Linked DNA regions of Mus musculus: all the other regions are linked to region 1. The links are chromatin loops, found by intact Hi-C in ENCODE. Cell type or tissue: left cerebral cortex. All regions are shown on one strand.

Region 1 (4,000 bases):
CCTTTGGCCTCTCATCCTCTCGGATGGACCAAGGAGGCCCCAGGCCTCAATGGAGATGGTGTTTGTTCTCTGGCCAGTGGGAAGAGCAGAGGCTGTTAAGAGCAGTAAGGTTGGGTTCCTCATCTCTGGCTTCTGGTGATAGTCATTTTAAAAATAAAGACCACATTCAAAGGAACATATCAAATGTACTTCACATAGTAAACGTGTTGTTATTTTTGAACTCTGCTTTGGGTCAGTCTTTTGTCCTCAATGGTGGGATGTGTATTTGTTCTCAAAAAAAAAAAAAAAAAAAAAAACCCCAAAGCATTGTTAGGTATGAGAATCATAAGGAGATGCACGGCCTGCCGCACATGAGGCTAAGTCATGTATGTGGTTTTGTCACCTGACAGAGCTGTCTTCCAGCAGCATGGCTGTACATGCAGTCTGTGTAGAAATATGTATAAAATCTTCATAGGATGTACATGTATGTGTCTGTGGAGGTAGGGTAGGTATGAGCTGGTTTGTGATCCAGACAGATTTCTAACTTCAAGGAGCAGAGATCTAAAAGTGAACGGGCACATTAGTTCTTTCCACTTCAAAGACTATGTCATGGCTTGGGTACTCTGTTGGCCAGTGAGTTAATGTCACTTTCGCAGGAGGACTTCGGCTGTAGTTAAATATTCTTATGCCCATAGCCTTGGCTATTCTCATGGACACTAGTCTGAAACTGCCCCTCTGGGTTTGAGGGTTTGGTTTTCTGTTTTGTTTTCTCTCATTTATTACATCTTGACCACAGTTTCCCCTTCCCCCAGTGCCCTCCCACACACCTCTTCTCTCTGAGATTCACTCCCTCCACCCTCTGCCTCCCCTCAGAAAAGAGCAGACTTCAACCAAACGTGGCCTAACAAGCTACAAGGAGACCAAGCACATCAAAGTTGGACAAGACAACCCTGTAGGAAGAAAGGGGCCCTAGAGGTAGGGACAGCCCCAGCTCTCACTCTTAGGATTCCCGCAGGAACATCAAGCTACTCTGCCATAGCATATATGCAGAGGACCTTTGACAGACCGGGCTCCCTGAGCTTTGTGAGCACCCATCAGTCCTAATCAGCTGAATCTGTGGGCTGTGTTCTCTTGGTGTCCCTGACCTCTCTGGCTCCTCCAATCTTTTCCTTCTCCACAGGACTCCTTGTGCTCAGCCTAATGTTTGAGTCTGGGACTCTGCATCTGCCATCAGTTGCTGGATGAAGTCCCTCTGGTCTCTTCGATGATGAATTCGCTAGGCTCCAGAGTCCTAGAACTCTCTCTAGGCAGAATAAACTGTAGGTCAGAGGTTGTATGGCTGGACTGGTTTCCCTGTCCCTCCTCTTGAGGTCGTGCCTGGTTACAGAAGAGTGCTGGTTCCGGCCCCGTGTCCTTCATTACTTGGAGTCTTGGTAGGGTTACTCTGGTAAATTCCATGGAGCTTTTATTGCACTGGGTTTCCACCTCTCCCTAAAATGTCCCCCAGTATTTTCTCCCCTTCATCTCTCCTGTTTCCAACCCCTCCCACACCCAGTCATCCTGTGAAATCTGTTCTATTTCCCCTTCCCAGGGAAATCCTTTCGTTCCTTTCCGACCCCCTTGAATCCTCCTTGTTACTTAGCCTCTCGGGGTCTGTGGACTGTAACATGATTTTATTTTACTTTACATCTAACTTTTTGTTTTTAATACAGGGTCTCACACTGTAGCTCAAGGAGGCCTCAAAATTATGTGTAACCTAGGCTGACCTCAAAACCGTGGTAATTCTCCTGCCTCAGCCTCCAGAGTGCTTGGATTACATGTGTAAGATAACATGCTCATGTTCTGCCTCAGGATTTTATAGGGTGTATCAATAAATGGTTTTGCTTTTTAGTCCTCAGTTTGGTCGTGATCTTTAAAACAGTATCACAGGCCTTGCTTTTCCTTTGATGTTGTCAGCAGCGACATCTAGTGGTCTTGTTGCCCGTGCCTTCAGAGTTAGTCCTCTTTTTGTAAAGTATTAAAACTGAGCCCAACCCCACATGTGTTCTGTGTTCAAATCAATCGATATGATAATAAACCTTTAGCTCTGTGACACTTTCTTGGATTTCTTTAAAAGTGTTATATGTCCTGAAGCCATTCCTAGTTACAAAGAAGAATGCTAGCAAAGGCAGCGAGACGTGTTAACAGGAAACCACCGTTAAACAGATCTGTAGTGTTTGGTGAAGCACACTCAATGAGTATCTGTTGCAGACTTGAATTTCATCGGTAATTACAGAGCCAGAGGATGTAGGCTTATAGAATGGAGAGAAATTTGTTCAGAGGCTGAAGGACGATAACATTAAAAAAGTAGCCATTAGGACACAGTCAGTGAGTTTTTAATCTACAAAGGTGAGGCTACCAGTGCCTATAATCCCAGCACTTAAGAGGCTGAGGCAGAAGGATTGCCATGAGTCCAAGGGCACACTGGGCTACATAATGACTGCCAAGCCAGGTAGGCCCAGCTATCAAAACTCTACCTCAAGCAAAGAACATAAATAAATGTACTACCGGCAGTTGTCACTTGACTGTCCCCAGGTCTTTATTTTACTGATGGTCCACATACTCTGCAGCTATACAGATGTTCTTGTACGGCTAGTGTTGTGGCTACCCAGTCAGAATGTATGGAAAATTCTAAATTATGGAACTTTTAAAGCATACAAATGGAGACTGGTGTGATCCCTCCCATACCTAAAAGCCAGAATGAGCACACCTAGATGGTGGTGTGTGTGCTTCATCTAGTTCTTCACTTGTTCCAGGTCCTTAACGCAAATTATAAACATTGTGGCATTTCTTTCTATGGATACAGACATTTTTCTTTGACCTTGTCCATTGATTATTAAATTTTTTTTTGCTCCATTTTCAATCGTTGAACATTGCAATCCCTAAACTTTGGAGTTTTGACCTCTTCCTTTATCCCTGATGGTGGGCTTCAAACCCATGTTGGATTGTAAATTTACCAGAGTCTTTGGGCCAAAGGCTGTAATCAAGCCAGCAAATACAACCAAAGCAAAATGGACAGGTGCAGTTTACAGGTTCCATAGGAAGGATCGGTGACATGGTCTGTTCCCCACAGGGTTATTCAGGGGCTGGGAAGAAATTGGTTCCTAATGTGGTAGTGTTGAGGGTGTTAAGGTGGAACTATCTTGGTCTAGGTTCTGTTGCTGTGAAGAGACCACCATGACCATAGCAACTCTTATAGAAGAAAGCATTCAACTGGGGCTGGCTTACGGTTTCAGCGATTTAGTCCATTTTCATCATGGCAGGAGTATGCAGCCCTCAGGCAGAACATGTTAGAGAATGTAAGTGAAAGTTCTATATCTGGATCCACAGGAAGAAGGGAGAGGGCCCCTCGACCTGGCTTGGGCTTTTGAAACCTCAAAGTTTACCCCACCCCACGCCCCCCTCCCCACACCCCCTCCCCACATCCCCCCCCCCCCCCCCCGTGACACACTTCCTCCAATAAGGGACACTTCCTAATCCCTCCAAGTACTGCCACTCCCTGGTAACTAAGAATTCAGACATAGCCGGGCGTGGTGGCGCACGCCTTTAATCCCAGCACTCGGGAGGCAGAGGCAGGTGGATTTCTTGAGTTCGAGGCCAGCCGGTCTACAAAGTGAGTTCCAGGACAGCCAGGGCTATACAGAGAAACCCTGTCTCAAAACAAAACAAAACAAAACAAAAAAACAAAACAAAACAAAAACAACAACAACAACAACAACAAAAAAGAATTCAAACATATGTGCCTATGGTGGCTTTTCTTATCCAAACCACCACAGACCTAGTAATTATGTCAGATGACTCCACCTGTAGGAATGGATTATTGCTTTCACACAGGAATGATCAGGCAGGACATTAGAGGCTAGTTTTCATAAAAATATATTGTTGTACGTAGACCCATTAACTGCTCTGAATCTCTCAGCTGCCTGTACTCCCTCTGTAGAGATGGCATCCACCGTGACACCCTCACCAAAGCTAAACAAAT
Region 2 (4,000 bases), 880 kb before region 1:
CCACTCAATTCCCAATCCGGCGTGCACCCAAAGAATCATGAATAGACCACCCTGATGTAATTACTTGAGGTCGTTTAATGACGGAGCTCCGGACCGACATGCATCCCACACAGGAGATAACGGATGTCGGCCACGAGGCTCGAAAGCTAAGGGTTTTTATGGGGTAAGGGGCTTAGGGGTGTGAAGTTCAGCATAGCGACACACTATTGGCTTATTCAAACATCAGCAGAAAAATTACATGTACGTGCAGGGTGTCAGAGTTCTGTGAGTTGTTGACTCAGTTCAGATAGCCCTGTTATGTCTTCACATTCCCCTTTATCTTATGGTCAAGATGTTCCCAGGAATGTTTTAACTACGGGGCATACCCAGGTTTGTTTTTCTTTTTTCTCAGCCCCAGGCAGCCTCTAGGCTCACAAACAACCAGCAATTTCTGAGTACTTTATATGACTTACAGGTCTTGAAATTTCATCTTTCTTTCAGAAGCAGCAACAAGCTCAACCCCCCTTGTAGTAAATGAACAGACACTGCATACAGCTATAGGTCATGCTCACCTTCGGCTGCCTGGCAACAGCTCGAGTTTGTAAATGTGCTCTTCAGGTGAGGATGAGAATCTAGCTGCTCTCGTGCATTGCCTCTGAGTGAATACCTCGGTACAAGCTTGAACAGATGACTAGGTGGTATCTACCAAAATGTGAATGCATAGTTTTCTCTGTGGTTTTGGATCAAATGTTGGGAGAGGTGGTCGTTGTGAACTGAGCAAGTGCTCCACAACTGAGATACACTTTGAACCCTTGGTATTTTCAGACAATAGAACAGGACTGGGGAGATGGCTCAATGGCCAAACCACTTGCCATGCTAGCTGAATTTCAATCCCCAGAACATAAAGATTTAAACAGAGACTGAGCATCTCACGATCCATTTACAACATTTTTTCCAAACTGCCGAAATCACCTTCAGCATTTACTTAGCTCCTTGAGCATAGATGCAATGTTACTTAAAGACCTTGCCTGATGATTATATGATGATTAATCGTGGTTTTTTTTTTTTTTTAAAGAATTGAAAGATGGCGAGGAGACTAATAAAGCACACTTGGAATTGTATCTCTGAGGGCATGAATATGAATATAAAAAATGAAGCATGTCTCTTGATAATGAAACCCTTAGCTCCTCACTTAACATCTTTCTTACATTTTGTCATGAAATGATATATTTATATCAATAAGTAAAAGAGACATAGAATAAAAGTATAATCTCTTGAATTATAAGCAATATACACCCTAAGTCTTACATTGGCATGGATAACTCAATAAAGCATATTTTAAGTGATTACAAGCAGACAATGCTCTGCAGTATTTCAAAACAGAAGAGTACATAAATACAGACTGAGTTCTTGGTTCAAAGTTTCATTTTGTTTCTTACTGCCTGTGTGACCTTGAGTGACTTTAGCTCTCTGGGCTTATTTCCTCGTTGTTCAATGGAAAAAGCAATAGCTACCTCCCAGGATAGTGGGTAGATGTACTCAGTAAATAGTAGCTACTACTAGTAGGAATACTAACGCTTCCTCATGAATCCTGAGGACTTAGTATATGATTTGTTTACTCAACTACTAATCATCAAAACAGAAGTGTTCCCTCACTTCCAAAAATCAGATCTTCAAGGAAATTTAGCATTAAAAGGACACCATTTTTGTTGAATGCGCCATCTAGTGGTATATATTATATTCAAGGCTAGGCATCAACAGAAAATAAAATTTCACACTTAGTTAAAATGTTAGTATTGGAGACAGCTGGCTGAGGTCACTAAGCTATAAGAGGCATTATCACACACCTTTCTTTTTGTTTTGTTTTGTTTTGTTTTTAGAGGCAGGGTTTCTCTGTATAACTCTGCTTGTCCTGGAACTCGATTTGTAGACCAGGCTGGCCTCAATCTCAGAGATCTGCCTGCCTCTGCTTTGGGAGTGCTGGGATTAAAGGCGTCCACCACCACACCCGGCCCATCACCCTTTTTTTTTTGGGGGGGGGGGGTTCGAGACTGGGTTTCTCTGTATAGCCCTGGCTGTCCTGGAACTCACTTTGTAGACCAGACTGGCCTCGAACTCAGAAATCCACCTGCCTCCCAAGTGCTGGGATTAAAGGCGTGCGCCACCACGCCCGGCTCCCATCACCCATCTTTTAAGCAGTTCATTTCCCAACAGCTAGAGGATTGTTTGTTTTTGTTTTGTTTTGTATTTTTAAACTTTCTGGGATATTTGTGGCATTTACTATACCAAATCACAATATTTTTCTGACACTGATTTTCCATTTAAGGAAAACTGGGCCCATTTTAACTCTTTATCCAGCTAACGGATGTAGTAAGGAATGGGGATCAATTATGTGAGAGGCAATCAGGATACAGTAAAACTTATTATACAATCCTCTGTGAAAAGAATCAAAAAGCATGGCCTGGGAGAGGATGTTTCAGAGGCTTAGATAAGAATAAAATCTTGGAAGACTTGAAACAGAACATAATTAAAGAAACCAGAGTATTATGTAAGCAGAACAGCGTATGTAAATCCTGGTGCTAAACAAAAAGAAGATGGGAGAAGGCCCCTTCGTACAGAGCTTAAATAGGACAGAGATTGTAACAAATGCTCTTCCAGAGTTTGAATATCATCTCAACATTGAGAAAAGATGGAAGGGGTTTAGTCTGGAAGACACCAATTGGATCTGGCGCTCTGACTTATATTTTCAAAAGTTCACTTGTGTAAAACATCTGGGCAAAAACGTCTGCCCAGATGAGCTGCAAAAATTCGGGCCAACACAGTGAAAGCTGAGACAAGGAACGAACGGGACAGTCAGTAGAGACAAAAGGCGAGAAGAGGCAGTGGATCAAATATTTAAGAGGCAAAATAAACAGAGCCTGATGGAGGACTAAATGTGTACGTCCATGCCGTTTCTCACTGAACAAACCTGGGGGAGGCTTCCCGAGCGAGGGAGGGCGGGGGAGCACTAATAGGACGGAGGACTAGAATTTTATTGAAAAATGAACTCCGGCCACCAACTGTGAATTAACGCCAGGCAGGGCAATCATGAAGTACCACTCAGAAGCAATAGGTGCTCCGAAGGTCTCTTCAGACTTGCATCTCAGCGACTCTCTTGGTGCGCTGACACTGCGGAGCCTCGGCTCTCTCTCTCTCTCTTTCTCTCTCTCTCTCTCTCTTTCTCTCTCTCTCTCTCTCTCTCTCTCTCTCTCTCTCTCTCTCTCTCTCTCTCTCTCTCTCTCTCCCTCTCTCTCTCTCCCTCTCTCTCTCCCCCCCCTCTCTCTGTCTGTCTCTGTCTGTCTCTGTCTCTGTCTATCTCTCTCTCTCTCTCTCTCTCTCTCTCTCTCTCTCTCTCACTATTTCGCTACTATTTCAAATTCATTGAAATATATTGTCCAATTCAAAGGACCGTGTAAGGAAGACCTTCCTCCCAAGAGTCCTTCCGTCATCTAGACTGCACATTCTGGGACCGCACAGACTGGGCGCTCATTATCTTTGTGTCCGGGGACTCCAGTGCAGCGCCCTTACAAACAAACACTACACGACCCACAAACTGGCACAAGCCAGCCACCTTCCCCAGTTTAAGACCCACAAACACCTCACGCTTCCCTTGCTTGGCCTGCCGGAAGTGACGCGTGGAGACGGTGCACTTCCGGTCTCTATGGCCGCGATCTCATCCGGGGCCGGGCTTCTCTGGTTCGTTGTCTCAGCTGCTCTGGAGGATTCAGACCCGGTAAGGAGCTACGCGGGTACCACCGGTTAAGGCGTGGGCGCCTCTGTGCTACCTTGGCCGACTGGGGCCGGACTCCTGCGGGAGATCGCGAGGGCAGAGCCCGGGAGCTAGCTTGTCGGATCGCCGGCTCCGTTGCTGGGAGCGGGCCCCGCAGGCCTGCTAGGGTGCCCGCGGGTCGCAGTGCTGGGGCGGGCATGGAGAAGCGATGCCGCGCGTGCGGGGGCACCAGGGCTGTCCGGCTGTCCCGTG
Region 3 (4,000 bases), 530 kb before region 1:
AGATTACACAGCTGACAAAATCCTGATGCTGTTATATCTGATTATGTAATACTGTTTCCTAAATCGGTGACACTCTATCCTAGATAGAGAAGGTAACCTGGTCATTGAAACTGTATCTTTCAGTTTCAATGACAAGTGCAAAAGCTGGAGAAACCTTGGTTGAAAGCACAGCTCTCCTACTTTCTAGCATCTTATCCCTGGGTAGTTACTTAATCAGACAGGGAATCTGTCTTGTTACATAAAGGGAGAAGGAAAAAAGCCACCTATCAGAATTATTGGGAGAACAAGAAGAAATATGAATAAAGAGAAAATAAACATGATGAACCTCTCCACACAGAGTTGGCATACACTGTGGCAAACACAACAGTTCTTCTCTGGATTCCTGTTCAGGATTTTTTTTTTTTTTTAAATAAAACCATGCTAAAGAATATAGAACTCAACCTTGAATGTCCTTACAATGAGAACTTTTCACACTGCAAAGATTCCTTTGAGTCTGGCATATCCATCACCAAGAAACTGCAACTTCCAGTATTAGAAGACAGGGTTCTTAATGTAAAAGAAACAAAAACAAAAAAACAAAAACAAAAAACCACCTTAAGAGAGAAATAAAAAGTATTGTTCCCTACTCAAAAGAAACACTGATTATCGTGGTCAGTGCTATAAGGGAAGTACTAAAGCCAGTGGCAATAATCTATCAGGATCAGAATTAAAATTTCTATGCGAACAGCCCACCTTCCTCCAGGGTTGTTCAATCACTCTCCCTAATTAAACCTTTTGCAAACCTCTGAGTAGGCTTAACCTGTTTATTTTGTAAAACAACAAAACACACAATTAACCTGACCCTAGCCAATTTTTATGTTCAGAATTACAAAACAAAATTTTATAAATTATACAAGCCATGGATTAATTTCAAATACTTTATATAGTAACTTCTTATTGCAAGACAAAGCAAAGACTTAAATTCAGGTAAGTGACTGCCAGCTTTCCCTTTGTGAAGCTGTGTGAGAAAACACACTCTTGATTATAAAGCTAGTATGTTCACTCCGTCTTTGCCATTACTCACAACTCATTCTGCAAAACTGTTTTATAAAGATATACTCATACTTATTACTAAAATATAAACTAATTGTGACTTTTAAGACTGGAACGGTCTTAAGTTGCTTACTAGAGAATTATTTATCTTGGCTAACTCTTCAAATCTGCTTCCTTCAAAATTAAAAACAAAAATCCGTCCCCATACGTTTAATGGCAACTTTAAGTTTCCCATCTTCTGCAATCAATATACTGATATCAGTAAACAGAAACAACAGTGATCACATCAACTCTCCCATGACATTGATTCTATAAAAATAGGGTGTTCTTCAATGTTTGTCTTAGATCTGCTAGAAATTAACGCAGAAACAATAAACTCAGACAGCCACTGTCAACTCAAGTGGCTTCTTCACCTGTCTAGTCCACAAGGCAAAACGAGTTAAGAACTCGACTGCCAATTGTAGTAAATGGAAGAAAGATATTTAAATCAAACAGCACCATCTAGCCGAGCCCTCGTCGCTTTGCTCCTAAGAATGATGTTCCTTGGTGTTCAGTTTGGCAGATGAGAGTAAAGTGGCAATTACTTGTTTTTGTGACAGAATCAGAATTAGAGCTGGAAAGGACCAAAACATACCAAATCTAACTCCCTTGTCGTCTCTGCACTGAAAATCAATTTTATTTTTGTTTTTTTAAAGTCATGAGACCAAGGAATCGACTAGGCTGAATATCAGCTATTCATGGGAGTCCAGCTAAAACCCAAATTAATACCAAATTCAGTCAACCCCCAACAAGATTCTGTTTTCAATGAATCACATACAATTCCTTTCACTCCTCAAACTGTGAAATTCGGGTATTTTATAAACATTAAAGCATCCTCCTCCAGATGTTTTTATCAGATATATTACAGCCAAATGATTAATAAGCACACAGTAATATTTTAGAACTCCAAGTCCAGTAACTACAGTTTCTTAACCAGGCAATAAACACTGTATGTTTTTTATATTCCTTGTCACAGCAAGATCTTTAAAATACCAGGGGTGAAGGAATCAAAAACATCTCTCCATTAATGTTGTTGTTGTTGTTGTTGTTGTTGTGTTTTGTTTTCCTACATCAGGGCCTGCCACCTCTAAACCCTATGGGAATTGTGTGTGTATTGCTGCCAACACAAAGATTAGAACATGTTCCCCTCCCTGGGGCACAACAAACTTTCAAGGGTATGACTAACTGCCTAAGCAAGGGGGGTAAACTCCGTAGCCTACACATTTGGATTTTTTTATTTACCAAGCTGTTTTTGTATGCAAGAGACCCAGAGTACCTCTGAGAAGGACTTGCTCTCCCCCAGCCTGAGTCCCCTCAGCAAGACAGTATGTTCAATGACAAGGATAAGCTTGACGCCCCCCCCCCGCCCCCAGCAGACCCAGTACAGGGAATCAGTCTGAACATCTGCACATAGGAAAAAGGGGGGGGGGGAGGGTTCTTCCTCGGTGTCAGAGTCACTATTCGCTCTCATTTTAGTAACAACCAAATCGCCGTTACAAGTACACAAGAATAGCAGCCAACTAGCCTGCTCCGCAGCGTGCCGCGACCGTGGCACCTCGGCTCCCCAACGTCCTCCGGGTTCCCACCGAAGTTACCACCTGTATCCCCCACGACCCAGCGGAGCGGCTTGTGCCCAGCATCTCTGCCGCAGCCCCCACGCCGACCCGCGTCGGGTCCACACCGCGGGCAGCCCTCCTCGCGGCGCCGCCACGGCCCACGGGACCTGCCCTCCGCGCCCGCGGCCACCAACCCCCGGGGACACCGCAAGTCTCAAAAAGTTCTGGGGCCGCCGCCGAGCCGGTGTGCGGCGGGAGGCAGGAGCGCCAAGCTCTCGCGACCGACCCCGCGCGGGCCAGCACACACTCTCCCTCCGGGAACTCGGCGCTCCCACTCCCAAACTTCCCCCGCCGCCCCGGACCCGCCCGCCAGCCAGCTCGGCCTGCGCCGGGAGAACCCGCGGACCCGCGTCTCTGCGCCCGCCCGCCCGCCCGGCCCACGCCCGCACTTGCCCTCCGCGCCCCGCGGGGCCCCGCTTCCGCCCGCCCGGCCCGCCGTCCTCTCCCCTCTCCACGCTCGCGGGCCCCCGCCGCGGCCCCGCCGGACCCCGGCCGCCCCGCAGCCCGCGCCCCCCAGGCCCGCCGCGCGCCGCGGCCCGGCCGTCCTGGACCACAGCTCCAAAGTTACTTTGCGAGGAGGTGAAGCCGCGGGTGGTTCCCCTCAACCACCCAAACAAGTTTCCATCCCCGCCGCCGCCGTCCCCCCGCCACGCGCGTCCCTCCCGCCGCCCGCTGCCCGCGGCCACCCACCCGGGGGGCTCCCCCGTGGAGGCAGGCGGCCGCTCCCCGGAGCCGCGCGCCCCCGCCCCGCGCCTCCCCCTGCAGCCCACCCCCGGCTCCCCCGCGGCGGGGCGGCCGTGTGGCTGCGGTTCCCGGAGAGTGCGAGTGCGTGCGCGAGTGTGCGCGCGTGCGAAGGCGGAGGTGGCTGCGGCGCGGAGACACTCACTTCTCCCGGGCCTGGCTGTCGGACGGGACGGCGCTGCTGTTACTCTTGCCTTTGCCGTACATGCTTGTGCCGAGAGCAGCTCCCACTGTCACGCACCTGTCAACCCATCACAGCCTCCCCGGGAACAGCCCCGTCCCCATGGCGACCCACGCAGCCACCCCCACCATTGGCCGCCCCACGCCAGAGCTCCGCCCTCCTCGCCCTGGCAACGCGCGAGACTGACAGGCCTCCCCTCCCTCCGGCCTGCCGGAGCGCGCGGCGGCGGCTCGGCCTAAGCGGCAGTCTCCTCCCTCCCTCCCTCCCTCTCCCGCTCCCTCCCTCCCTCCCTCCTTCCCTCTCCGCCGCGCTCCCCCTCCCGCTCTCCTTCCCCCCTCCCCCTCCGAACCCGGGCGCTAGGGGGGAATTAGAAACTGCTCTAGAAGGATTT
Region 4 (4,000 bases), 710 kb before region 1:
GAACACGGCCCAGTTAGTTAGCTATTGGGCCTGATAACTAGATGACATACAGAACATGGCCCAGTTAGTTAGTTATTGGGCCTGATAACTAGATGACATACAGAACACGGCCCAGTTAGTTAGTTATTGGGCCTGATAACTAGATGACATACAGAACACGGCCCAGTTAGTTAGTTATTGGGCCTGATAACTAGATGACATACAGAACATGGCCCAGTTAGTTAGTTATTGGGCCTGATAACTAGATGACATACAGAACACGGCCCAGTTAGTTAGTTATTGGGCCTGATAACTAGATGACATACAGAACACGGCCCAGTTAGTTAGTTATTGGGCCTGATAACTAGATGACATACAGAACACGGCCCAGTTAGTTAGTTATTGGGCCTGATAACTAGATGACATACAGAACACGGCCCAGTTAGTTAGCTATTGGGCCTGATAACTAGATGACATACAGAACATGGCCCAGTTAGTTAGTTATTGGTGTAAGAGAAAGTCTCAGCCCTCTTTTAAAGATACAAAAATAACACAATATTAGAAACTACGTGAGGCACAAAGTCACAGACCAGATCACTCTGACTAAACTTCACTTTGAGGACCTCGATCTAAGCATACTGGTCACCCACTTTCGCTAGGCTTTACTAACAAATTATATTATGTGACTCAGCCTAGAGCACCATTTGGTCCACTCACAAATCTTGTTCTGTTGGTATCATAGAGGTATACGAATTGGTTCTGTAAGTACTGTCAAATAATAAACCTCCAACTGAATAGCATGCTAATTTGTGTAAGTATCAATCTAAATAATCTGAGTATTGAATTTAAAGAGTCAAGCTATGTGAATTAAAGCTTCTCAAAGGAAAGAGTTCTTACTTTCTTCAACAAACTTGTTTGATGTTTGCTAACACATGAGACAGAGTTAATCCATGATCTAAGAATAAACAGAAACTTATAACTGGGCCTAACCCAGAAGTGTGTAGGACTCTGTATAGCCATGTAACAAGAGTAAACAGCTTAGTTAGATTAAAACTCCCACAAAGAATTCTCACTAGACTACCATGGAATATCCTTTATTATATAATTGTTTGGGGCTGATTTTTATAATAGCTTATCTTAATGAAAGAAAAACATACACTATGATTTTATAATATTTCTTGTAGCTAACTGAATCAGGAAGACGTCCGTTAGGATGGAAACATGTCATTTTAGTGTCTTCTGCTGGATTCAATTACTTACTTTCATACTTAATATTTTTTAAGAAATGTGCATCTTAACACACATTTTATTAAATCATTAGCCTTGCTATTTGAATATTGTAGAGAGGAGGTCCACATACCTCTAAGAGGTTTCAAAAAAAGCAGACATGAAGCTAAAAAGATTCACTCTATCATAAAATATAATCAGATTTATTAAGATTTTATACGCCAGGTAATTGCTCCTTTGATTTACTAAGAGTACTAGGGAACCAGGTCCTAATTACATAGTAAAAATAAAGATGTAAAATCTGCATTTTTGTGGAACAGAAAAATATTAAGAATATATAAAACTTTAAAGTAATAACTGCAAAAATAAAGTGGTGATATGACTTACAAACTGAAAGGAGATTAAAAATAAACAGGATTGCTGGTTTTATTATGTTGTTATCTATACTATTTTAAGCCTCTATGATTTCAATTATGTCTTTTCCCAAATTCATGTGTTACCAATGCGAATGAAGTAAGAGGTAGCACGTTTAAGAGGTGATGGGGATATAAGAGTTCTCCCTTTCTAACAGGTCTTAAAAGAACGGGTGAGGCAGTTTGTTCTATGTGCTCTTCTGCCTTTCTCAAATAAGACACAGCAGGAACGTCCTACCACTAGGTGGCAGTGCTCAGCCTCAGACTTCCCAGTCTCCTGGCTATGACATAGACTTGGTTTTATCTAAATTTCTGTTCTTAGATATACTGTTATGACAGCACAACACACACTACCCACATACAGGCATTTTCAAGTAAATCTTAAAATGATGGTAGTAGCTATCTGGCAATATCAATTATAATTCGAAACACTTAAATAGTCTGATTGCTGGTTGAAGATAGCTTTACTATATTAAGAAATCTAGTCCTGTAAAACAAAACAAACAAACAAAAAAACAACTTTCAAAAATTCAGGAATAAGAAAAGAAACTTTCGTTTCCATTTGATAGATATTTGGTTTTCCTCTGAGAAACATAACATGAGCACTGGTAACTGACTTAAGTCATCACTGTGTTCTAAGGTTAGCCCTGTTTGGTCATCAGAGGAACTCTTACTTGCTGGTAGATATTTGAGACTTTGACGACTACATTCTCCTGACATGTTTTTTGCTATTTTGTATTTTTCAATGTGAGCATCACACTTGCCCTTTCAGAACAAATTCATATCAAATGGTTTTATATACTTCAATTTAATGTAAAGAATGTAGTTTAAAAATATACAGCAATAAAATTTCTTGAATATGCAGGTGTGGTGACACATGCCTTTATTGCCAGCATCTAGAAGATAGAGACAGGCAGATCTTTGTGAGATCAGGGCCACCCTGGTCTACATACCAAGTTCTAGGCCAGCCAGGGTTACATAGTGAGGCCCTGTCTAAAAAACAAACCAAACCAAAACAAAACAAAAAAAGGAACAGCAAAACCAAACCAAAACCGAAACCAGCAAAACCAAACCAAAACCAAAACCAGCAAAACAAAGCAAAACAGCTTCCTTGGATATAAGAGTGTTTCTGAAAGAACTACAGTCATTGTTCCTTTTATATCCCCGACTTAGGTGTGAATTTGCTCATTGAAGATTTTCCAGACCTTTCACTTCACTGGCACACCTAACTTTCTCCATGTTCACTTCACTTTCACATCCTTTACAAGGCCCTCCCTTTAGAGTTGAGCAAACTGCAGGGAGACTGAAGTCTGTCTTTCCCTCCTGAGGAGAGAGTTCCACCTGAGGAACAGCCTTCCAGTAACATGCTCTCTTCAATCAATCTTCCAGGTTTTACAAAGCAGAGTTCTCTCGATGGAGAGTGAGGGAAGAGGCCTGGTCCCTTCCTAGGCCTTGCTGTTAGAAGTCTGATGCCAAATAATGTAGATAAATAGTTCCCAGTGTACAGATAAATCATAAACTGCACCTCCACAGGGCGCCCAGCAGCAGTCTCTCCACCACCTCACAAACGTTGCCCACCACTGGGGGACTGGCTCAACAGTTTTGGTTTTTTAATCCTGAAGTACATTATCCTTCTCTTCATTATCTTTCCACAAATTGATTACTAGTTTGCCTTTTTTTCTATTTTACTGTTTATTTTAAAACAATATTTTTCTTCTACGTGTTAAACTTTATCATCCATTTTCAAACATCTCATATAACTAATCGAACTCTATTCTGTTTTCTAATAATGAAGAATACAAAGCAATACGTTTACGTTGACTTTACCTTTGTTGGTATCTGCAAGGTCTAATATTGGTATTCAGTACCTTTTTTGAATCGTCAAAATACAATTTTATTTTGCTGATTAATGGAAATAACTAGAAACCAAAATTATACTGACTAGATGAATTAGGAAATAAAATGAGAATAATATCTAGCCTTGTAGATGTCAGCAAAGACACTTTTAATTTAATTCACACATGGTTGGATGTTTTAGTTTCTAAATTTCAGTTTCCCGACTATAGCCAAGGTATGCCATGTTATACACCTCCAGCACCCAGGAGGATGTTAAATAGTATGTGCTTAGGATTTTCCACTAATAAAACATCAACATTCTCTTTTCTTTGCTGACTTTGTCTTTGAACATTCTCTAATTTCCAGTTCTTATTCGTTCCTTCATATATCAACTATTGCTCGTCCATTTCTCCTTCTGCCTCTGTCAGCTCTTGCCCAGAAGACTCACACAGGAATGTCACCTCTGTGAAATGGGGCACAGACCCAAGTGTAGAAAACCTACACTTCTGCTGTACCAACTGCAAGTGAACAGCCTGGGAGGGTCT
Region 5 (4,000 bases), 770 kb before region 1:
TGCTGTGTCAATGACTAAAACCTGGAGGTAGGATGGCTCCCTGTGGGAAGGGGGTGCGCGAGGGAGGGGTGCTTCCAGAAATCTCTGGGTAAAACTCCAGACAACCTTCCACTGAATATGTAGTCTGGGCAATCTGGTGTTCTACAGTGCTTTCTTCCTAAGCATCATTGCAGCCCACTCATGTATCACATGACATTAGAGCACATTATAGATATTTTCATTCTAATATATGTCATCTAATGATGCTCATGTTCACATGCTCTGTGATCAAGTGTTTATTAGCTGCTATAAGCCCTTTACAGGAGTCCTTGTTAAAATGTGGTATATAAAATGTCTTGAGAAATCTTACAGAAAAGAAAAACACTGTGGATATATCAGGAAGTTAGAAGAAGTCACTTTGCCCATAAAAGAAACTGAGAGAAAGCTATTAGGTGTCGAGGAACCGAGGGTCAGGCAACAGCTCCATGAAATCAAACTCAGAGTTCACTAGAACCTCATAAGGACTAACTACTGAGTAGCACACACAACTGCAGAGTGAAGGACACACTCCTGCCCGGGCACCCCTAGGAATGTGTCACAAGTTCCTGTAAGGCTATGGACTGCTCACTGCCAGTTTCTATTACTGAGACACTTTCAGGAAAACGCCTCTAAAGGGAATTATAAAGTTCTAGGAAAGCTCCCAAGGACAAGCAGAAGCAGCATTCCCATGGATCCCTTCTTCAGGGCACTGAGGGCGTGGCTCACACTTCCCAGAAGAAAGGAGATGTGAGTGCCGAACTGGCCGCCAGGTGACTGTGAGAGACACTCTTCCTGGTGTACGGTGTGGACTCAGGTCAGTGTCTGTGCTGTGCTGTTGCATCGATATACAACGACACACTGTAAGCTTTATACCACAATGCTGTGACGTCAGGTCTTACTGTCGGCAACTATTCAGCCAGCCTGGCTCTCCTAGGAGGGTAAAATGGCCCTGTAGATATTGACAGCACTCTCATTTGGCTTAAGGGGAAAAAAGTAGAACCAAAATGTTATTTTAAATATATACCTATTTTGTCTGTTTTTTAAAATATACTTTGAGATAGCAGGTCCTAGTATGAACTTTTAGAGTCTTTTCCTTCTACCACCTAGCTACTATTCTACAGCATCCATTAAACATAGTCACTACGTCTGCTTGAAGGATACTTTAGATCACAACACTTTCCAAGTCTGTTTCTATAAATATTCTGTTTTCTTAATGAGAAATAAAGAGTAGTTATGTTCCTCTGAATATAACATGAAATAACTTAATGCTTATGTGACCACTTAAACTTGGGCTTCCATTGTTTCCCAACAATAGCAGCAGTGGACAGGACAGGCAAGGTAGCATGCCACTATTGCAACTGTGGTACTAATAGCACATCTGCTAATCTGGTTATAGACTAAGGCCACAGGAAAACATTCTTCCAAATCAATCCAACTGCTTTCTTTGAGCTATTTCTGTATCTGCACCACCTAAAATAAGTATTTACAGCCTGTGAACACTAGGGGGCAGCTTTGATTCTTGAAAGGAGACTTGTTTTGTTCACTTGGCCCTGTCGATCATGTTCGCAGTGCTAGCTTTGTGGATTTTGGCATGTTTGTCTTGATGTAATTAAGTCAAGCAGCATGTCGGGAGAGAATGGGTTACTATCTAGTATACAGCAAGCACTGAACAGTTGTTTCCTCATTCTCTGGCCTTTTGGTTTAACCTCTAGGGAGAGAATGGCAGCCTCCAAGGGCAGACTGCTAAACACACAAGCGTCTAGTTCTGTGCCTTAAACTCCAGACTCTGGACTGTCAAGCTGGTATTTTTGAGTTCACTAAATAGTTCCTCATTTTCTTAGTTAAGGTACAAATAAAGTCACTGGAGATAGCTACTTTGTCCTTAAACCCGTGCTTGTAAGCACAGAATCTTTTTCTCTATTGTCCTCTCTCCGTTCACTGCTTGGTCTACTTTAAAATAAACAAAAAAGTGTGGTGGCATTTATATACAGGCAACACGAAGTGTACTCAATGGACTCCACAACAGAACACATGGAACTGGCAGGGAGAAGTGGGGGAGGGGGACAGGAAAGAATTGGAGGGGAAGGATTGAAGGGACAGATTTGAGCAAACATATTGTATGACATCCTTATACAGTAAAAACTGTGGTAATAGAAAGCAAGCCACAGATGACAAAGATACCAGCTGCAGTAGGTGAACTCTCCTTACTGGACAGACCAGAGGACCAAGTAGTCATTAGGACTGAGCACTTCTTTCTAGACTGTGGTAGCCATCAATCACCCTTGCCACACCCCACTGTGCTCAGTCTCTAACCATCAACCAGGAAGGGGATGCAGTGTCTCTGGCTGCTCTCAGCTCTTTTCCCTTTTGTGAACTCTCCTTCTGGGGCAAGAGAGGGAAGGAGGAGCTTCAGAGAGCCTGGTTTTCAACTCCACCCTGTAGTTTTACTTGGCACTGAAGCTCCTCTGAGTTCAGGGCAGCCAGGCCAGGCCAGGCTGATTTTGACAGACTTCCAACAACTTATGAGATGGTCCTAAACTACGCCAGCTATCTCTTATCACATATGTATGTGAAATACGTTTTTATGTTGATGACTGTAAAATAAAAACCATTCAACTCTGAAAAAAATCAGATTCTCTATGTCCTGAAGTAACAAGCATTCAGCGAAAGCCTCTTTACATAAAACACACAAGACAGCATTCCGGAGGCAAAGGCATACAGAGCTCTGTGAGTTCAAGGCCAGCCTAGTCCAAACAGAATTTCTAGGACAGCCAGAACTACACAAAGAACATACACTTGGTCTCTCTCTCTCTCTCTCTCTCTCTCTCTCTCTCTCTCTCTCTCTCATACATCCACTCTCATACACACAGAGAACATTTCATTAGATCTTGTGTTTAATAAATTATAAGAAAGTGCACATCAAAAACCGTTTTAAAATGCATTTCTTTATGATTTGTTACTAGTAAGTGCTTGATTTGTCTGTCTGTTTTCCACCTACGTGCTTCAGGTTGCAAGTGGGACGTTCAAGGGGCCCATCATGACCAGCATTTGAACAGATTCTGTCAGAGTGAGCCACTCAGTGCTGGCTTTTTGTGTCTTTTATGTCACTTAACACACTGTCCTCTGGTTTGGTCAGAGTTGTTCAACAGAGTGGTATTCTATTACATAAGGCTCTATTTTTAATCCACAGTTTACTTCACCCCTTTGCTGTCAACAGTGTACTACAGAATGCATACATGTTAGTCCCCTGTGATCATCTGTTAGCAGAACTGTACTCCTGACTGACACACATGCTATGCTCCTCACTCTGGAATACAAAAGGAGATAAATGTGTTTTATTAGATAAAGTGAACATTAAAAATGACTGGCTTGTCCTTGTTCCAGGGGAAACAGAGACCATGGTCCTAAAATAATGCCTCTTGTAATCTCACATGTGGCTTAAACCCTGAGCTGTCTCCTGATTTTTCTTGCTTACTCACTGATGGCTAGGCTATCTCATGTAATTTTATCTACCTTCTTTGTCCTACTAATCATATAAAGCAAATTAGAGAGCAGAAGAAAAAAAAACCCTTTTTCTAGCCTACATTCAGGGGCAGCCTCATTTCTAATGGAGACTATAGGTTGAGACCAAGAAGCAAAGGAATCCACAGAACATCAAACTCTGGACTCCATGTTGGGCATCACTCTGCACTAAAGTCGAATGCTATTAGCCGTGATGTCCACCTCCAGACCTGGCAGCTTTGGCAAACGCTGAGTCAGACAGCATGGTGGCAAGCATGTGTGCCTTTTGTCCTGACAGATCCATGGGTCATACACTGATAAAGCTCACTTGGGCTCTGCAACATTTGTTTTCTAATCCAGCTCAGTGGTCCCAGCACAGAGCAGCCCCCGAAATTCCTAACTAGCCCTTTTCATCACCCTGCCCAGCCTGACTCCCAAAAATTCTGAGTCCATTGGGTTTAGAAGGAGATCTAGGAAACTT
Region 6 (4,000 bases), 720 kb before region 1:
TTTCTAAAGACTTGTTTCTGAAACCCATCAGGGAAGGAGGAGAGGCAGATCACTGGACGGAGGGGCATAGCAAGCCTGACATCCCGATGCAGACTAGAAACGACCTTACAAGCCTGTGCATGTCTCAGTGTGGGAGGGAGCAAGCAGCCAGTCCTGACGCTGGTGTGGCTGACTCAGGAAGACTCAAGAACAGCAGAGCACATGACACGCATCAAGGCATCTCAAAACCTCAGACTTATTCACAGGAATCCAGTAAACATTTACCTCTAAGACACTAACCCAGACATGATAGAAAATATTTCCTGGGGCTCAGAGATGGCTCAGCAGTTAAGAGCACTAACTGCTCTTCTAAAGGATCTTGGTTCAATTCCCAGAGCCCGCATGGCAGGTCGTACCTGTCTATTACTCCGGTTCCAGGATTTGACATCCTCATGCAAACATATGTGCAGGCAAAACACCAATGCACATAAAAAAATTAAGAAATGAATAAAATTATTTAAATTTTTTTCAGTTTCTGCTCTGAAATGTTTTCGTTTTTAAGCTTGCTTGCTTGCTTCCTTCCTTCTTTCCTTCCTTCTTCTTTCTTTTTTCTTTTAAAAACCTGTGTATCTTGTGGGCAGAACAAACTTTAGGTTGAAGGTTTTGTGGGTGGGTTGATGTCCCCCTCCTTCCACTGGAAGTCCTGCCTGGCTATAGGGGGTGGCTACCAGTCTCTGTATTCCCCACTGGTAGAAATCTCAGCTAGGGTCACTCCCATAGACTCCCTGTAACTCCCCCATCCCAGGTCACCAGCTGATCCCAGAGATTAAGGGAACAGCCAACCAATGACTATCCAAATTTGAGACCCATCCCATGGGAGAGAGCCAACCCCTGACACTATTAGTGATCCTCTGCTATGCAAACAGGAGCCTAGCACAACTGTCTCCTGAGAGGCTTCATCCAGCAATGAATGGAAACATGCTGAGATCCACAGCCAAACATTAGGAGGAGCTTGGGAGTCTTGTGGAAGAGTTGCAGAGAGAATTAAGGGAGAATTAAGGGAGGGTAGAGAACACCACAAGAAAACCTGCGGAGTACTCTGGGACCTTGGGGGCTCACAGAGACTAAACCACCAACCAAAGAACATGCAGGGGCTGGAACTAAGCCCCCACCCACATTTGCAGCAGATGTACAGCTTGGTCTTCATAGGGATTCCCCTAACAATTGGAGCGGGGCTGTCTTTGACTCTGATGCCTGCTTTTGGGTCCCCTTCTCCGAGCTAGACTATCTCCTTGGGCTTTAATGGGAGAAAAGGTGTTCCGTCCTGCAGGAACTAGGTACCCCGCGGTGGGGTGGTTCCCAAGGGGGGCTTCCCCTTTTCCTCAGAGAAGGGGAGGGACAAACAGGGAAAGGATTTACAAAGGTAAGACTTGGAGGAGAGGAGAGAGGGGTTGCAATTGGGACAGAATATGAATTTAAAAAGTACATTTTGGAAAAAAAAACATTCTTTTTGATTTCTTTTCAGTCTCAAGAGAAAAACAAGAGGTTTTTCTCATGTTTGATTTTTTTTCAAAGTATTGGCAATATTGCTTTACTCTGTGCTCCCACCCAGCTGGGGAGCCTTTTCTAGCCAATAACCCTGTAAAGAAATGGGAATTTTCCTACTACCTGATTTTCTTCCTACTTTTTCTTCCCCTCTCCCTCTCTCTTTTTAATTCCTTTTCATTACTACTATGCCAAAGCATTAGGTCAGTTTGCTACCATGCAGTCTGGTTAAAGACAGACTCTTTGCAACACAGATGCTAACATGGAGACACTGTCTCACGGCCACTAGATGGCAAAGCAGCATTCCCACTGCTGACCTAGTCCTGCCAGCGGCTGGAGATGCTGTGGCACTGTCCTCTAGCACAGCAGAGCTCTGTCTGATCAACTCAATCAGATTCCGGGTGAGCGCTCAGCCTGAAACTAAGTCACTCTCGCAGTACACTTGCTGTCCCCACATACTTACAACTGCAGTCTGGCAAAGCCTTACTTTTACTACCCAACGTCAATACATTATCAGTTTTAACAGTTTCTGTTAAGGAAGCTAAAGATTTAGTGACTATAAGATAATAAATGTATCAAGATAAAAATGTAGCAAAATATAATGCACAGCAAAACGAACAAGTCTATATTGGTTTATATTCAAATTAAACAGATATTTATAAGTGTATCCAAGATTATGTCATGCTTTTCTTTTCTTTCTTTTTTTCTTTTTCTTGAGACAGGGTTTCTCTGTGTAGCCCTGGCCGTCCTGGAACTCTGTAGACCAGGCTGGCCTCGAACTCAGAGATCCAGCCTCCCAAGTGCTGGGATTAAAGGCGTGCACCATCGCCACCCGGCCTCATGCTTTTCAATAAAAGATATGTCCAGTTCCTAGAGTGGTAAGTAAGGTTCAGTTTCCATTGTGGAATTTTTCTGCAGTAAAGAGCAGGAAGAAGAAAAAATACAACAATCTCTCTTAGAAAGAAGAAATGGCCTTCAATTTAATATTCTATAAATTATTTTAAGTCATGTGATAATCTTCATTACAACCTGCAAAAATACTCTTACAAAGTAGCCGACAGGATTAATCTATTTTTTAAGCACACAAGAATGCTTGTTTTTCCTTTATTTTATTCCGACTATTTACTCAGTCATTTGGACCACTGTACCTAAATGAGAAGAACACATAAACTGGTCTAAGGAAAGGCTGCTGCCCGTTTCAATAAGGCTACAGCCGCTAATGCCTTTGTCTTTTTTTGAAAGAAAGAATGAATATACATATATAAAATGTAGACATCCAATAGGTTGATACCACTTATAATTAAGATTCTTAGTATACCATGAAACTGCTGAATTAAGCCACATGAGATTATTAATGCATTACTGTATTTTTTCTACTAAAACTATACTTAAGATTGATGGACAGCCCTATTGCCTTTCCTCTGGTAACAATTAATTAGTTGTTTTGATTTAAGAATGTGGCTCTGATCCCATAATCAGCCACCAAACCCAGACACTATTGCATATGCCAGCAAGATTTTGCTGACAGGACCTGATATAGCTGTCTCTTCTGAGGCTATGCCAGTGCCTGGCAAATACAGAAGTGGATGCTCACAGTCAGCTATTGGATGCAACACAGGGCCCCCAATGGAGGAGCTAGTACAGGGGAACACCAGGGCCAGGAAGCAGGAGTGGGTGGGTTGGGGAACAAAGGGGGGTGTCGGGGAAGGGAGGGTATGGGGGAAGGGTATTCGGGATAGCATTTGAAATGTAAATGAAGAAAATACCTAATTTAAAAAAAAAAAAAGGAAAAGAATGTGGCTCTGAAGTCATCAACTGGTTCCATGACAGGTGTCACTGAGGAGTTACTGGCTTTCTCACACTAATCACGCCTCTGACAGACTCTAGTAAATCAGTATATATTTTCCTTTAGATGGCTTTATTTTACTAAACTGACACTTCCTTTCGCATGTTCAACTATTCCTACTCATTTCACTTAATGGCCTCTTACTAAGTAAGACACATTCCCATTTAAATAAAAACAAAACTTATGGCTTGGATCAGAAATGCTTCCCACAGGTTTGTGTGTTTTAACATCTTGTGCCCAGAGGTGACATGGGGTCATTGAGGTAAGAAAGTCAGCCTGACTGACAGAGATCGGTTGCTGCGACTTTGGAGATCATATAAAACCCATAGCCATGTCCAGTTGTTTCTGATTCTTAATCCTGATGCACTAAGATGCTAAGATGTGAATGAACACACAGCAAGCTCCGAGCACCATGGACTGGGCCACCACAGGTGCCATGCTCCCCGCAGTGCTAGACTGGTCCCGTTCAAACTGTGAGCCAAAGTAAGTCCCCTCCAGAAGGTTTCTCCTGCCAGCAAAGTAACTAACACCATGGTTACAAAGTCTCAAAAAGGAAGGCAACAATCTAATGGACATATTAGATGACTGGAATATTAATCACAGATATTGATTTCAGGATTAAAGTTAGTT
Region 7 (4,000 bases), 870 kb before region 1:
CAGGACCCCCGGCAGTGCTTCTTAGAAGAAAAGCACGTTTCTTTTCATTTTCTGTAGTCCGAGCTCACGGCTGAGTCCTCCCGGTTTGCCTCTCTTGCCCAAATGTTTGAATGTGAGAACCAGCTCTTGTTTATAATCCTGGCGAGAAGGAGATCATTTTTATATGGTGTAGGAGTGAGATTGAAATGATGAAGTGGGATTTGAATTCTCCCTCCTGGGAGGATTGCCACTTCCCAAATGGCAGAACTGACAAGCAGCTGCTGTCTAATTTTGCAGGTGGAATTGCGTGCATTTAAAACAGATGCCTCCTAACTTTTGCTATTCACGGGCCTTGGAATCACCGAGTCCTCAGTGATGAACTCGGGGAAGAAGTGAGGGAGCTCTCATCAATCCGTGCATTGCAAAGTAGCGTCTGCATTTCCCTAATTGGGATGAGAAATTGCCTGTGGTACTCGGAAATCAAGGGTTCTAATCAATTACAGAATTGCTCACTTTCCTGCAGTGATGGAGTCATCTCTCCTTGTGATTATTCATGTCAAAACTAGTTCCTTTACTAAACCAATACCACTCTCAGTGGAAGCATTTGATTACTGTTGTTTTTATATCTTGATTTTTTTTTTTAAATCCCTCTGCAGATCGGATCATCACGGTTGGTCGCTGGGCAAAGGGTATGAGTGCAGACTATGAAGACGTGCTGGATGTGCCCAAACTGCAGAAACCTAAAACCAAAGTACCCAAAGTTGTTAATTTTTGATACTAATTGGTACAATTGTTAATTACCACCTCAAGGTTACTTTCCAAACTCAGCCTTTAGCGATTGAAGCTGGGCAACTGTGGAGGCAAAGCTGTGTTATAGACACCACTCTGACCTTGGTAGCTTGCCTACAATCAATCTATCAAGGCGTACAGGTTGATTAATTACACTCTCTAGAAATGTGTGTGTGTGTGTGTGTGTGTGTGTGTGTGTGTGTGTGTGTGTGTGTGTGTGTGGTCTATCTATCTCTCTGTGCCTGTGTGTCTGTCTGTATTTGAAGCAGATTCTATGTAGCCCAGGTTGGCTTCACACTAATAACCGTGCTCCAGCATCCAGAGTACTGTGCCTAAGAGCATATTTTACAGATGGAACTTAGAAATGACTAAATGCCTCTATACCTGATTATAGCAGTCATCACTATAAATGTAAATTATGAATCAAAATTGACCCCTAAACAAAGCACATGCCTTTCAGCTTGTGAATCAAAAAATATTTTGTTATATGCTCTTAATTCAGAGTATCAATTTTTTGTAATAGAAATTTATTTATATGTTGTCACAAAATCTGTAATTCTTAGTACTGAATAAAATTATATCAGCTGTTTGTCTTTGTTGAACTGATCATTGTTACTTTCACTCTAGAGTACCTTTAAAAACAATATTGGTCCCAAAAATAATAAAGTAAAAGCCTTAATAGAGATAAAAGGGGCTCTCTTTAGTTTTGATACAAAGAATTAGAAATTATTAATATTAAAGAGTCTTCCAGCATCACAGTTCTTTTTCACCTTCAGTTTTTCAAGAGAGAAATTCTAGCCAGAAAGCCAGTGTGCATTCCTCAGACAGAGCGACGGCATGACAGACTATTAGTCTCCCTGGCTGCTTCCGCCTGCTGTAGCTGTGGCAGGGTGTGGTGGAAGGATGGATGCATCACCATAATAGAGTGAGAACACTAATCAGAGACCCATTAGCTTCTTTGTCTGATTTGATGAATACATGCATATTTAACGTACATTCCACGAGTCCTGCCGCTGTCACTGCAGCATAATGGAATGACTGGTGGCTTCTGAGTTTCATCTCAAATTCTACCTGATTGAATCCATTTGTAGCTAAAGGAAGCAGCTGTGATTAGTTACTGATGCCTCAAAAGCTAAATATTTACCAAATAAGAAAAGAAACACGGCCTCTGTTTTCATGTCTACACAGCTTAACAGTTGTAGTCTTAATAGGAGCTGTTCTTTTATTTTTGATGAGGGAAGAACATGATGACAAAACATTGCTCAGCATCCCGGAGCTTAAGGAAACTAGTGCCACTTAACATGGAGACGCTGTGGTGGATGTCGCCAGAGCACAGACGCCTGCAACATCGAGGGAACAACGGGAAGAGTGCTCTCCAAACAGTCCTCACTGTAGCAATGCTGCTAGCCTGTTTGCCTTCCAAAAAACAGTAAAAATAAAGGACAGATGTTGAGGGCAGCGTTTAAAAAGATGCTGCAGGACGGTCCTGGAGGCAGTGGTGGTAGGACACCCGAGTGATGGGCTAGCTCTACACCTGGGAATGCTGGTGACGCTTGGCATGTACTTTGTCCACCCAGCATGCAAGGGAAGGTGTCAGAAAGGGATGTTCTATTACATCATCAGGATGTGTGGGGCTGGGGAGAAGGCTCAGTGGTTAGGAGCACTGACTGCTCTTCCAGAGGTCCTGACTTCAATTCCCAGCAAACACATGGCATCTCACAACAATATATACTGGAATCTGATGGCCTCTTCTGGCATGCGGGCATACATGCCGATAGAGCACTCATATACATAAAACAGTGAATCTTAAAAAAAAAAAAAAAAAAAAAAAAAAAAAAAAAAAACATGTTTTGTTGAACACCATAAAACTTGGCTAGTATTTTGTCTCTTAGACCTTTGTCCACCTGATTTTCTCTTCTAAGCACGTCTTGCACCTTTCTGTGACAGGCTCCTGAGTACGTGCCGCTTGAACAGCCCCAGTTTCCATCGACAGTTCCGATTGGCTGCTCCACTGACACATCAAACTCAAGTCCACCTGCAATAACCACTTACTCAGCGCCTTTCTCGTTCCTTTTTTTTTGTTCGCCACAGTTATGCTCCAAGCCTTGACTCTCCGCTTCTCTTGACAAGCCCACCTCTGTTTCCTAGCCATGCCCTCTCGCATTCAGCTCTCTAGCTGGCTCGGCAGTGTCTGCAAGCAGACACTAGGAAACGGCCCCTTCCTTCTCCTGATGCTTCTCGTTCCATTGGTCCATCTTTCCTCCATTAATTTAAAGCCTACCAAGTACTTCCTTTGAACGCCTTACTCTAGCTTAGAGGCTATAGGAGAGCAGGACTCGTGTGGTTAGTCATTTCTGGATTCCCAAAGGTGTCCACATAAAAGAACCATTCACATATGCCCAGGGGTTGAATTAAACGATGGAGTGAGGTGAAGGTAATAAATAGGCGATGCCGTTGCTAGGAGCTGCTTCACATGGGATAGTCCAGAGGAAGCTTTTGGGAAGACTTGCCCTGAAGTCTGAATGACAAGGAAAAAAACCACCATAAATATATGCAGAAAAGCATCTCAGAAGAGGGAAAGCAGTCACAGCCCATGGAGAGAGAGCAAGGTTGCCGTATGATAGGACCAGAGAGATGATGTGTGTGGTTGAAACTGCAAAGGTTCCTTCTAGGCAAGCCTGTAGTGTAAAGTAGGACCTGGTCGTGGTTCCATGTTCCTCTTAGCAGGGTCTAGACCAAGCACCCTATTATGTGCTGACTAGCTCTTCGTGTGACATCAGTGGACGAGTGTCTGTTAAACAGATAACACAAGTACCATCCACTCCTAGGAGGTTTGTATTCTTCATGGAAGTGCCTGATCAGACGGAAGATTTGAGCGTGTTTTCTCTCATCTGTGAGCTGTCTTTTTCCACCTTTGAGGATATCCTTTGGGGGCACAGAAGTTTGGTCAAGTCCAGTTTGTTATTTGTTTTTCTATTGATGCGTATGCTTTTCATTTTATGTCACATGAACCATTTACTAGAGGTCGTGAGATTTGTTTTTGATGTTTTGTGTTTTCATGGTTTGCACTTAAATGTATAATTCAACTGTGTTCCTTTTCTTGAATGTAATTTGTAATAAATGTCTGTGATGGTTTATCTATGCTTGGCCCAGGGAGTGGCACTATTTGGAGGTGTGGCCTTGTTGGAGTAGATGTGTCACTGTGGGCATGAGCTTTAAGAGCTTCATCTGG

The links. Hi-C counts contacts between places; a loop is a spot of excess contacts. Peaks named below come from ENCODE experiments on the same cell type or tissue, not always from the same donor. Only the 100,000 strongest peaks of a DNase experiment are listed, where the experiment ranks them.
Region 2: it touches region 1 in a loop (3-fold over the local background); 6 of 42 quality-filtered maps call a loop at or near these places.
Region 3: it touches region 1 in a loop (2.8-fold over the local background); 8 of 42 quality-filtered maps call a loop at or near these places.
Region 4: a loop joins it to region 1, with 4 times the contacts of the local background. A loop is called at or near these places in 19 of 42 quality-filtered maps.
Region 5: a loop joins it to region 1, with 4 times the contacts of the local background. A loop is called at or near these places in 5 of 42 quality-filtered maps.
Region 6: it touches region 1 in a loop (2.4-fold over the local background); 19 of 42 quality-filtered maps call a loop at or near these places.
Region 7: a loop joins it to region 1, with 2.6 times the contacts of the local background. A loop is called at or near these places in 6 of 42 quality-filtered maps.

What each region holds. Positions count from the first base shown.
Region 1 is chr13:90,927,981-90,931,980 of GRCm38, reverse strand. It overlaps Gm46434 (a long non-coding RNA gene), which reads left to right and starts at 300. Exons shown (of 2, transcript XR_001781017.1): 1 at 300-954; 2 at 1,160-2,071. In left cerebral cortex, a CTCF peak has its summit at 1,955 (motif pointing left); a DNase peak (open chromatin) is centred at 1,946.
Region 2 is chr13:91,807,361-91,811,360 of GRCm38, reverse strand. Zcchc9 (zinc finger, CCHC domain containing 9) reads left to right here and starts at 3,665. Exons shown (of 6, transcript NM_145453.2): 1 at 3,665-3,751. In left cerebral cortex, a CTCF peak has its summit at 1,703 (motif pointing left); DNase peaks (open chromatin) are centred at 1,608, 2,880 and 3,682; H3K4me3 peaks cover 1,268 bases; H3K27ac peaks cover 1,709 bases.
Region 3 is chr13:91,460,822-91,464,821 of GRCm38, reverse strand. It overlaps Ssbp2 (single-stranded DNA binding protein 2), which reads right to left and starts at 3,725. Exons shown (of 17, transcript NM_024272.4): 1 at 3,574-3,725. The coding sequence starts at 3,635. In left cerebral cortex, a CTCF peak has its summit at 1,548; DNase peaks (open chromatin) are centred at 2,345, 2,604, 3,761, 3,993 and 1 more place; H3K4me3 peaks cover 2,471 bases; H3K27ac peaks cover 807 bases.
Region 4 is chr13:91,634,887-91,638,886 of GRCm38, reverse strand. All of the region lies in intron 4 of Ssbp2 (single-stranded DNA binding protein 2), which reads right to left. Among named protein-coding and RNA genes, the nearest start is that of Gm22778, 86 kb to the left of the region's middle. In left cerebral cortex, a CTCF peak has its summit at 1,854 (motif pointing right); a DNase peak (open chromatin) is centred at 1,860.
Region 5 is chr13:91,694,766-91,698,765 of GRCm38, reverse strand. All of the region lies in intron 16 of Ssbp2 (single-stranded DNA binding protein 2), which reads right to left. Among named protein-coding and RNA genes, the nearest start is that of Gm22778, 26 kb to the left of the region's middle. In left cerebral cortex, a CTCF peak has its summit at 1,522 (motif pointing right); a DNase peak (open chromatin) is centred at 1,529.
Region 6 is chr13:91,646,318-91,650,317 of GRCm38, reverse strand. The region is part of intron 5 of Ssbp2 (single-stranded DNA binding protein 2); the gene reads right to left. Among named protein-coding and RNA genes, the nearest start is that of Gm22778, 75 kb to the left of the region's middle. In left cerebral cortex, a CTCF peak has its summit at 1,811 (motif pointing right); DNase peaks (open chromatin) are centred at 194 and 1,825.
Region 7 is chr13:91,793,890-91,797,889 of GRCm38, reverse strand. Zcchc9 (zinc finger, CCHC domain containing 9) reads left to right here. Exons shown (of 6, transcript NM_145453.2): 6 at 636-1,357. The coding sequence ends at 754. Among named protein-coding and RNA genes, the nearest start is that of Zcchc9, 12 kb to the left of the region's middle. In left cerebral cortex, no CTCF peak of the experiment used is centred here; DNase peaks (open chromatin) are centred at 225 and 1,725.